Regions from separate parts of the Homo sapiens genome. Here region 1 is linked to region 2. A link is an interaction called in ENCODE POLR2A ChIA-PET data of the cell type or tissue named here. Cell type or tissue: PC-9. All regions are shown on one strand. Each heading gives the region's core, and the rest is flanking DNA. Links, peaks and the distances in the headings are about the cores only.

Region 1 (5,386 bases), core at 70-5,069, 60 kb before region 2:
TTTCGCCCCACAGCGGTTGACTAGACTACAAATTATAAAAAACTACATCCATTTGCACCCCATTTTATTGACCACTTGGGGTTCTAGAAACTCCCATGACAGTCAGGAAATTGCCTCTTCTAGGTTTCAATTGCAACCTCTCATCCACCCACAAAACCAAGTCCCCATAAGATTCTAAGAACGCTGCCCAAACTCATAAACGCTGCTGACAGGGATGGAGATTGGTTCAAGATTTCTGTGAGGCCACTGGACAAGTATCTCTCACTACATTCCTATCTTTTACTCAGAAAATTCACTTCTAGAAAATTATTCTAAAGCAATAGTTACGGATAATTTTGAAGGTAGCTCCACATCTGTTCGTCACAGCACCATTTAAAATAGCAAGAAATGATAATCAGTCTAAATATCAAACCATACGAGTTAGTTCGGTAAGCTATAAACTTTATTAAAATTATCTGACAGACTGTACGTGATGTAATAGAACATGTAATGACATGGGACCACGTTCTCAAAATCCTAAATGAAAGAAGCAGCAACTTTGTGATACCATATAGAGTGAAATAGATCATAATCTTGTTTTGTTTTTCTCTAAGGTATAGTCATATGCTGCATAATGATGTTTCTGCCAACTATGGACCTCATATATGATGATAGTCCCGTAAGATTAAACTGGGGCTGCAAATTCCTATCACCTAGTGGCGTTGCAATCATGATAATGTCCTAGCACAAAGCATTACTCATGTGTTTGTGGCAATGCTGGTACGAACCCACTGTGCTGCCAGTTCTATAAAAGTCTAACACATACAATTGTGTACAGCACATAATACTTGATGATAAACTACTATGTTACAGTTTATGTATTTACTATTCTACACTTTTTTTTTTTTTTTTTTTTTGAGACGGAGTCTCGCTCTGTCGCCCAGGCTGCAGTGCAGCGTTGCGATCTCGGCTCACCGCAAGCTCCGTCTCCCGGGTTCACGCCATTCTCCTGCCTCAGCCTCCCGAGTAGCTGGGACTACAGGCACCCGCCACCATGCCCGGCTAATTTTTTTGTATTTTTAGTGGAGACGGAGTTTCAGCATGTTAGCCAGGATGGTCTTGATCTCCTGACCTCATGATCCGCCCACCTCAGCCTCCCAAAGTGCTGGGATTACAGGCAAGAGTCACCGTGCCCAGCCTATTCTACACTTTTAATCATTATTTTATTATTTTATGTATTTATTTATTTGTTTTTGAGATGGAGTTTCACTCTGTTACCCAAGTTGGAGTGCATTGATGGGATCTTGGCTCACTGCAAACTCAGCCTCCCAGGTTCAAGCGATTCTTCTGCCTCAGCTTTCTGAGTAGTTCAGATTACAGGCGCCCACCACCATGCCCAGCTAATTTTATATTTTTAGTAGAGACAGGGTTTCACCATGTTGGCCAGGCTGGTCTTGAATTCCTGACCTCAAGTGATCCTTCCGCCTCGGCCTCCCAAAGTGCTGGGATTACAGGCGTGAGCCACCACACATGGCCTAATCATTATTTTAGAGTGTACTGCTTCTATTTTTTTTTTAAGTTAACTGTGAAACTGCCTCAAGCAGGTCTTTCAGGAGTGTTCCAGAAGAAGGCATTGTTATCAGAGGAGATGGCAGCTCCATGCGTGTTACTGGCCCGAAGACCTTCCAGTGGGGCAAGATGTGGAGGTGGAAGACAGTCATATCGATGATCCTGACCCCTGTGTAGGTGTAGGCTAATGTGGGTGTTTGTGTTTTACCTTTTAACAAAAAAAAAAGTTTGAAAAGTAAAAAATAAAATTTTCAAATAGAAGAAAGCTTATAGAACATGGATATAACAAAAGAAAATATTTCTGTACAGCTGTGCGATGTGTGTTTTTGTTTTCGTTTTTGTGTTCTTGTTTTTGTTTTTTTGAGACAGTCTTGCTCTGTCACCCAGGCTGGAGTTCAGTGGCATGATCTCAGCTCACTGCAACCTCTGCCTCCCGGGTTCAAGTGACTCTCCTGCCTCAGCCTCCCAAGTAGCTGGGATTACAGGCACCCACCAATACACCTGGCTAATCTTTGTATTTTTAGTAGAGACGAGGTTTCACAATGTTAGCCACACTGGTCTCAAACTCCTTACCTCAAGTTATCACCCGCCTCAGCCTCCCAAAGTGCTGGGATTACAGGCGTGAGCCACTGCACCCGGCCAGGAAAGAAACTATTTTTAATAAACTTTAGTGTAGCCTAAGTGTACAGTGTTTATAAAGTCTACAGTAGTGTTTAGTAATGTCCTAGGCCTTCCCATTCACTCACTTCTCATTCACTCACTCACTCACTCACTCACCCAGAGCAACTTCCAGTCCTGCAAGCTCCATTCATGGTAAGTGTCACCTACAAGTGTACCATTTTTAATTTTTGGATTTTGTGTTGTTTGTTTGTTTTTGTTTTTGTTTTGTTTTTGAGACAAGGTCTCTACTCTGTTGGCCAGATTGGAGTGCAGTGGTGCAATCACAGCTCACTGTAGCCTCAACCTCCTGGGCTCAAGAGATCCTTCCACCTCAGCCTCCCAAGTAGGCAGAAACACAGGCATGTACCACCATGCCTGGCTAATTTTTTTTTTTTTTTTTTTTTAGAGACAAGTTCTCCCTATGTTGCCCAGACTGGTCTCAAACTCCTGGGTTCAAGCAATCCTCCCACCTCAGCCTCCAAAAAGGCTGAAACTACAGGTGTGAAACACTGCACCCAGCTTCATTGTTTATCTTTTATACTGTATTTTTACTGTGCCTTTTCTATGTTTAGATATACAAGTACTTACCACTGTGTTACCATTGCCTTCAGTACAGCAGCAGCTGTACAGCTTTGTAGCCTGGGAGCAATAGGCTATACCATATAGTCTGGGTGTTTAGTCAACTGTACCATCTAGGCATGAGTAAGTACACTCTGTGATGTTCGCACAAAGATGAAATCACCTAATGGCACATTTCTTAGAATGTATCCCCATCATTAGGTAATGCATGACTCTTCATATATGTGTATATAAATATATATGTTCATTAAAACATTAACAGTGATCATCTCTAGGGAGTAGGACCATGAGTGATTTCTAAATTTTTTTCTGCTTATCAGTAATGAAATGTGTTTCTTGAATGTAATTTATAATGAGTAAAAAGATTAACAATTTTAAAATGAAAATGCTTTCTAAAATAAAAGGGCAAAAAAATCCCAAAGTTTGGATATCGATTGTTGGATATTGACCGTTTCCTGTCTGCCTGTGCAGCACTCTCAATCAAGAAACTACAGTTTGCATTCCTGAGGACATATCTTCCTGGCATTTAGAGTGGGGCATCAGGCCTCGCTGGCTTCAACTAAGAGAGAACCCCTCTGCCAGGTGGTGGACAGCATCCTCTGTTGCTCACACACAATGAGGCTTTAAGTCCACTAGGTCCTGCTCCCATGCTTTTTTGGATCTGTTAGCCTCATATTCACCTATCCCCAGGCTTTTTGGGGAAACCTAGAATCTGGTAGCATTCTGACTTGGCGGGATCACTGTCTCTGAAGCTGATACGTTAAGCCACCAAGTGGGACCAGCCACATAATTTTAAGGGATCAGGTGTTAAATGGAAACGTGGGCCCCTTTGTCAAAACTTACTGAGAATTTCAAGATGATGAGAGCAGAGCATTAATCAGGTGCAGGCCTTTCTGAGCATGTGGGCTTTTTCTACTGCGCAGGTAGCACGCCTATGAAGCCACCCTGGCACCAGCCTCCTTCTTATGTCCTATCAAGTATGTTCAACTATAAAATGCAAACAAGTTAGTTTATTCGTGACCCTAATCAAGAGAGGCAGTTGAAATGGGGCCAAGACGAGTGTCAGGTAGACAGGACTTATCTTCTACCATCCCAGGATAATGATGCCATTATGGCCACATTGTTCCAGAGTGTGTCTGTGTCCATTTATCCTCCTGGTACCCAGAGGGAGGAGAGGAGGAAGGGAGGAAGGGAGAGAGGGAGGGAGACTGCTGGGTGACCAGGGCAGAGGAAAGGAAAACTTTGCAACTATCAAATCATGCTCTTTTCTGCCCTCTACCCCACTAGAATGGCCAGTTGTGGGTCTCACACATCTTCGAAATAAAAGAAATAAACTTCCCATTATTTAGTAGCCTACTATCCAATGGGAGTATTATCTTGGCCAATTTGTTAACAAGTCAAATTAGAAATTTGTTACTAAGACGTTTTATTTTATTTTATTTTATTTTATTTTATTTTTTGAGGGTCTTGCTTTGTCACCCAGGCTGGAGTGCAGTGGCATGATTTGGGCTCACAGCAAGCTCCACCTCCTGGGTTCAAGTGATTCAAGCCTGGCTCATTTTCGTATTTTTTGTAGAGACAGGGTTTCATTATGTCACCCAGGCTGGTCTCGAACTCCTGAGCTCAAGCGATCCACCCACCTCGGCCTCCCAAAGTGTGGGGACTACAGGCATGAGCCACTGTGCCTGGTGGTTACCAAGACTCTGGTGGCAATTAAAGCTCAAACATTTATTATGCATTTATGCAGCGAACAAAATATCACATGTACTGCATAAATATGTACAAATATTATGTATCAATAAAAATAAAACAAAAATGAAAAAAGCAGTATGTAATTAGCACTTTCTCTTGTTCCAGTTTAAATGTTTCAGAAAATTCTAACAAAAAGATCACATGGTGAGTGGCAGAGCTTGTGCTGCTGGCACTGCAGAGCCTGAAAGTGTAATTGTGGGTCTTTGTTTCTGAAGGGCCAGTGAGTGGTCTGGGACATGCCACTTAATTGATCTGTGTCTCAGTCTCCTCAGTTGTAAGCAAAGATAACAATATTCACAGTATTATTAGGAGAACAAGATAAAATAATATGAATTAAGAACTTTGCAAATGGTCTCTTTTTAAAGCCTATACATAAAAGTATTAATGAGCTATTACCTTAAATAATAGCTGCTGGGACATGCTGGGAAATGAGCAGGTGCTAAATATATAGCCTGGTTTTTTTCTACAAGAAAATAGTTTGCTTTCCTGTATCTAGATTCACATTGTACACTGCACAAAATGTTTATTTAAAAAAGAAAATAACATCCCTTGTATTCTTCAGCCAAAGGTATGTGACCATCTTTTGTTCTGCAAATGTAACAAGCCTAAAAATACCTTCCTGTTAAGTATCATTATAAGAAACCATAGGCTAGGGAAAAGATTGCTGCTCATAGTTGTAGCTCATTTATTTCAAGTGCTGTTTTATGTTTCAAACTACACTACACCAGAAGGCTTCAGACGTAACCTTGGAATATGACTTAACTCATACTTAATCTGATTCTCACAGATACTTTTCCTGAGTACACACCTAGATAACACACACTCAGCCTCTGTGCACAAATAATTC
Region 2 (5,386 bases), core at 292-5,291:
AACCCATGTGGACTTTTTATTTAAAAAAAAACTGAATGATTTTGTAGGCTGGGGTCCTATGGTCCATATTTCTGTATCACCTGTATACTTGGCTTCTAGTTAAGATTCAGTGCATATGACATGAGTAAGAAATTAGAGGCTTCTTTTCTCATAAATTGTAAGTTCTTGAGTAGCCTTAATGCTATTACCGTGTAAAACTCTTGCATTAGATGCAAGGTATGTAGGTTTGTGGATATGTGTGGGGTGTGGGGGGGGAGCATATTCAGTCTTTACTGGTTAATGGAAGCATTCCCCATCCTTCATGTTAGTGCTGTTTGCTTTTTATGCCTGCACACAGAAAGTGGTTGAAAATTGAAAGTCTAGGGTTTCAAATTTAGTTAACAGGAGTTTGTCTTTATCAGGCAGGAGGATCTAGCTGCCTCCATAGCCCAGGCATAGAACAGCCTGCAGTGTTCTGTGACAGAAAAATATCTGAAGGGCTTTTCTATTTGTAGTGTGGCAAATCCAGGCTGGCATGGCCCCTGGGGAGTGATGCCTTGGTTAGGTGGTATCTCTTCCAGGTGTCTTGTTTAGAATAAATTAGGGTGACAGTGTGTTTTCATATCATACCTTCACCACTATTCAAGGATTAACTGCTATTCATCATTAGGCATTGAGGTCTACTGGTCCAGCTGAGCCCCAGCACCCCTTCTCACCCCATACCCCAGGGAAACTTCCCCACCGTCTGTCCTTCTCACATTGTTTCTGCCTATCCTGAAGGTTTTGTTTTTCCTATTCCTCCTTAGCCTGTACTCAAGGGAAACAAGCTTCCTTGTTTCCCTCCTTTGTACTCCCTCAGTTCTGTGGAGTCAAGTCCCAGGAGAGCAGAGAAGATAGGGTCCAATGCTATTTCCAGACCCCAAGCACCATTTCCTCTTAGACCCAGCTGTTACAGTGGCTTTTTATTTCTTGAGGGTTTAAAAATCATTTAATGCTATTCACTTATAGTTAATTGTGATTGTTTTCATTGTTGGCCTGGTTTCTATAGGAGACCCAAAGAGCAGTACTTACTTTCAGAATGGAAATAGCCCAGAAGACTCACACTTGAATTGCCAGCAAGGTCTCCTTCAGTGACTGCACTGATGTTAGAGGAGGGTAATGAATGGAGGACTTATGAGGTGAGGCTGTGTGAGGGCAATGGGGCAGGACAGATCCACAAGCAGTGAATAGCCAAACAAGTGAATGATAAACATGCCCTCCTTAACCTGCAGATTCAAAGGGGACATTGTAGGTCATCCTATTATATATTTCACTTCTGTAGCTTCGTGAAGTAAATTTAGCTGCTGACTTCAGGAATGGGCTGAGCAGACCGAAATGCAACCTGCAATTGTGCTGTTGAAGATCTAGGCACCTCTTTTACTGTGGCATCTGAGTTGGGTCTCTGTCACTTGCAACCTAAGAGTACTGACAAATACTTTGGTGCCCGAGGGCAAGTGTCAGAGACCCAACTTGAAATAGCTTAGGCTAGAAGGGGCGTGCCTTGCCTTATGTGACCCCACATCCTGTGCCAAAAGAGTGTGGCTATAGCAGGGCCTCAGGGATCCCTGGAATCAGCACCCCTCAACCCCATTCCCACCCCTGCCTCTGTCCCCTCTCTCAAACCAGCTAGAACTGGGTCTTGGGCAGCTACCAGGCTCCTGGTTTCCCAATTCTCACCCAGAGAGGAAGGTCTACCTCCCCTCCCCCAACTCTAAAAACCCCAGAGTCTCTGAATAGCCCTGATGAGGAGACATTTCCACCTCTAGGGGAGTAGCTATTACCAGAATGACCTGGTTGGAGTGGGTGGGGAGGGTAGGAGGGAAGGCTGTGCCCTGTTGATCAGACCACTTATGGATCCACTACTGGAGTACCAGGCCACAGCGTTCTGCTCAAGGAAATGGGAGGCCTACCTTCATGTGAGCCAGCACCCCCTCTCTGTTGGACTGCAGACAAAAAAAAAATCCTTTTTTTGAATACACAGTGTTTGAGTAATGTCCAAATATGATAGTTGGGACAGCAGAAATAATTTCTGGACTTTCCTTCCACTCCCTTCTAGGGCATCAGAGTTCACAGAATCTATGTCATTAACATATTTATATATTCCTTATTCTGAAAAGTATTAAGACACTGGATGCCTGGGTAAGGAAAGAGATTCACAAGCCAAGTGACACCACTGCGATCATTGTAAATGACGTCTCCAACATTCCAGAATGTGAGAGTCCAAGTTTCCTTATTTCAAAACTGAGTCAAAGAACCAATGAATATGTAGTAAGCCAACTTCTGGCAATTCATTCTTTCTAGGTTAACAACAGGGATTAAATATAGCCATGAATAGAACCTGTTCTCTTACTCACTCTAAAGATATTTTTCATAACCAATTCCTTTGTATATGGGTCTCCCTTTTGCTTTTTGAATCGGATCTTTTGTTTTTTTTTTTTTTTTGAGGCAGAATCTCCTTCCGTTGCCCAGGCTGGAGTACAGTGGTGCGATCTCACCTGACTGCGACCTCCGCCTCCCAGATTCAAGCGATTCTCCTGCTTCAGCCTCCCGAGTAGTAGCTAGGATTACAGGCATCCGCTACCATGCCTGGCTAATTTTTGTATTTTTTAGTGGAGACGGGGTTTCGCCATGTTGACCAGGCTGGTCTTGAACTCCTGACTTCAGGTGATCCGCCCATCTCGGGCTTCCAAAGTGCTGGGATTACAGGCATGAGCCACCATGCTCAGACTTCATTGGATTTTTTTTTTTTTTTTTTGAGACTGAGTCTCGCTTTGTCACCAGGCCTGAGTCCAGTGGTGTGATCTCAGCTCACTGCAACCTCCACCTCCTGGGTTCAAGTGATTCTCCTGCCTCAGCTTCCCAAGTAGCTGGGACTACAGGCATGTACCACCACACCCAGCTAATTTTTGTATTTTTAGTAGAGATGGGGTTTCACCATGTTGGCCAGGATGGTCTCCATCTCTTGACCTTGTGATCCACCCACCCCTGCCTCCCAAAGTGCTGGGATTATAGGCGTGAGCCTCCCGTGCCCAGGCCACTGGATCTTTTTAAGAACAACTTCACTGAGTTAGAACTTACTTTCTGTAAAATTCACTAATTTTAGTATACAATTCAACAACTTTTAGTAAATTAACAGAATTTTACTGTCATCACCACCATCTAGTTTTAGAACATTTCCCTCACCCCAGAAAGATCCTTTATGGCATTTGCAATTACTTCCTGTTAGCGTTCCCAGCCCTGGACAACCACCAATCTACTTTTTGTCTTTATAAATTTACCTTTTCTGGATGTGTCTTAGAAATAGAATCCTGGCCAGGCGTGGTGGCTCATGCCTGTAATCCCAGCACTTTGGGAGGCACAGGCCGGAGGAACGTTTGAGGCCAGCAGTGCAAGACCAGCCTGGGCAACACAGAGACTCTGTTTCTACAAGAAATACAAAAATTAGTTGGGTGTGGTGATGCACACCTGTAGTCCCAGCTACTCAGGAGGCTGAGGTGGGAGGATCACTTGAGCCCAGGAGTTTGAGGCTGCAGAGAGCTATGATGGTGCCACTACACTCCAGCCTGGGCAACAGAGAAAGACTCTGTCTCTTAAAAAAAAGAAAAAAAAAAAGGAATGGAATCATATAATGTGTGGTCTTTTCTGTCTGACTTTCACTTAACAAAATGTGTTTGAGCTTCATCCATGCTTCACCATGGATCAGCTTGCTATTCCTTTTTATTGCTGGGTAGTATTCCATTATATGGAATTGCCACAGATTATTTACCTAGTTGACAAACATTTCTGTTTTACTTTTTCCACAATTACAAATGCTACTTCTATAAATATTCGGTCTTTGTGTGGACATATGTTTTCATTTCTCTCGTAGGTGGGAATAGCATTGCTGAGTCATGTGGTAAATGTACATTTAACTTTGTAAGAAATTGTCACACTGCATTTCACAATGACTATACCATTTTACATTTTCACCAATAATGTTTGAGGATTGGATCTCTATGTTTAAACTTGATGGGCCCTTTTGGGTTTCAAGATAGGTGAAACTTAAGGAATGGACTTTGGAGGAAGATGTGAAGGGGCTTACCCATACACGGTCACTTGGGGTCAGTTGCTGGGCACTCTGTGAGGTGGTTTTTCTCTTCAGAGGTGAACACGGTGGTGTGTTTAGACGGTGGTATTGTAATGAACATCAAAAGATAAGTAACACAGAACAGGACAAGCATTTTAGAGATCATCTTAAAAATAACCTCGATTTAAGGGATAATTGCATGGAGTTTCTTAGTCCTAGAGTGATTTTTATATTCCAGAGGTAGCTTGTTTTGATTAAGCCATGCTTTTTAAATTGAATGGAGTTAGGGCAGGAGGTAACCTTGGGACTTTTCTTTGGTAGGCTTATTGGAGCATGTGAGTCGTGGATTTGACAGACCAGAAAGTAGTGCTGCCAGAACCACAGCCAATTTTGTGTCAGTCAGTGCCGCTGGCTCTGGCTGATTCATAGACTAAGATCAATCCTGGTTGATGGCAGGTTTTATTCTCAAAGGAGAATGATATATTTGGTTTCCAAGAGAAATGTCGTCTCCTGGATAAAGGCAAGTTGTGAATATAGGAGATGAATGGTCTCAAAAGAGTTTTACTACGTGATCATTATGATACAGTATCTAAATGACATTTATGGTTTAAAAAGAATGTGCTCATTTATTTTCTTGGAAAAAAATCTGAGATTTTAAAGTATTTTAGAAAGGATTCATTGCCAAGATGACATTATTGTTATGTCTTTCCCCCCCTAACTTTATCTGGGCAGTCTTTTAACAAACCTGTACCTTTGTTAATTCATAAAAGAAAGTTTACTTGTTTATTCATTCATAACGTATCTGGTTTGCTGAATAAATAAGATTTATAAGATAGTAATCATAAAGCAGCTTTGTTTTGTATCCCCCTGTCTGAAAGTTATAATTGTGAGGTTAGTATATTCCTTGTCTCTGGATGAAATCTATGACATTTCTATTTTTTTTTTTTTTTTTTTTTGAGACACAGTTTCACTCTGTCACGCAGGATGGAGTGCAGTGGCACGATCTCAGCTCACAGCAACCTTTGTCTCCTGGCTTCAAGTGATTCTTTGCCTCAGCCTCCCCAGTAGCTGGGATTATGGGTGCGCACCACCACACCCGGCTCATTTTTGTATTTTTAGAGGAGACGAGGTTTTGCCATGTTGGCCAGGCTGGTCTTGAACTTCTGCACCCGCCTTGCCCTTCCAAAGTTCTGGGATTACAGGCGTGAGCCACCACACCTGGCCGTTTCTTTTTTTTTAAAATGGGGTCTCACTCTGTCTCCCAGGCTGGAGTGTAGTGACAATCATAGCTCCCTGTAGCCT

Evidence for each region. ChIA-PET counts read pairs that join two places held together with the same protein. Peaks named below come from ENCODE experiments on the same cell type or tissue, not always from the same donor. Only the 100,000 strongest peaks of a DNase experiment are listed, where the experiment ranks them.
Region 1: POLR2A ChIA-PET joins it to region 2 with 19 read pairs; 3 of 35 experiments call an interaction of 5 or more read pairs at or near these places.

The regions. Positions count from the first base shown.
Region 1 is chr5:34,612,136-34,617,521 of GRCh38, forward strand. No RefSeq gene overlaps it. Among named protein-coding and RNA genes, the nearest start is that of RAI14-DT, 41 kb to the right of the region's middle. In PC-9, for the core only: no CTCF peak of the experiment used is centred there; no DNase peak of the experiment used is centred there.
Region 2 is chr5:34,672,143-34,677,528 of GRCh38, forward strand. All of the region lies in intron 1 of RAI14 (retinoic acid induced 14), which reads left to right. Among named protein-coding and RNA genes, the nearest start is that of RAI14, 19 kb to the left of the region's middle. In PC-9, for the core only: no CTCF peak of the experiment used is centred there; a DNase peak (open chromatin) is centred at 2,279; H3K27ac peaks cover 4,226 bases.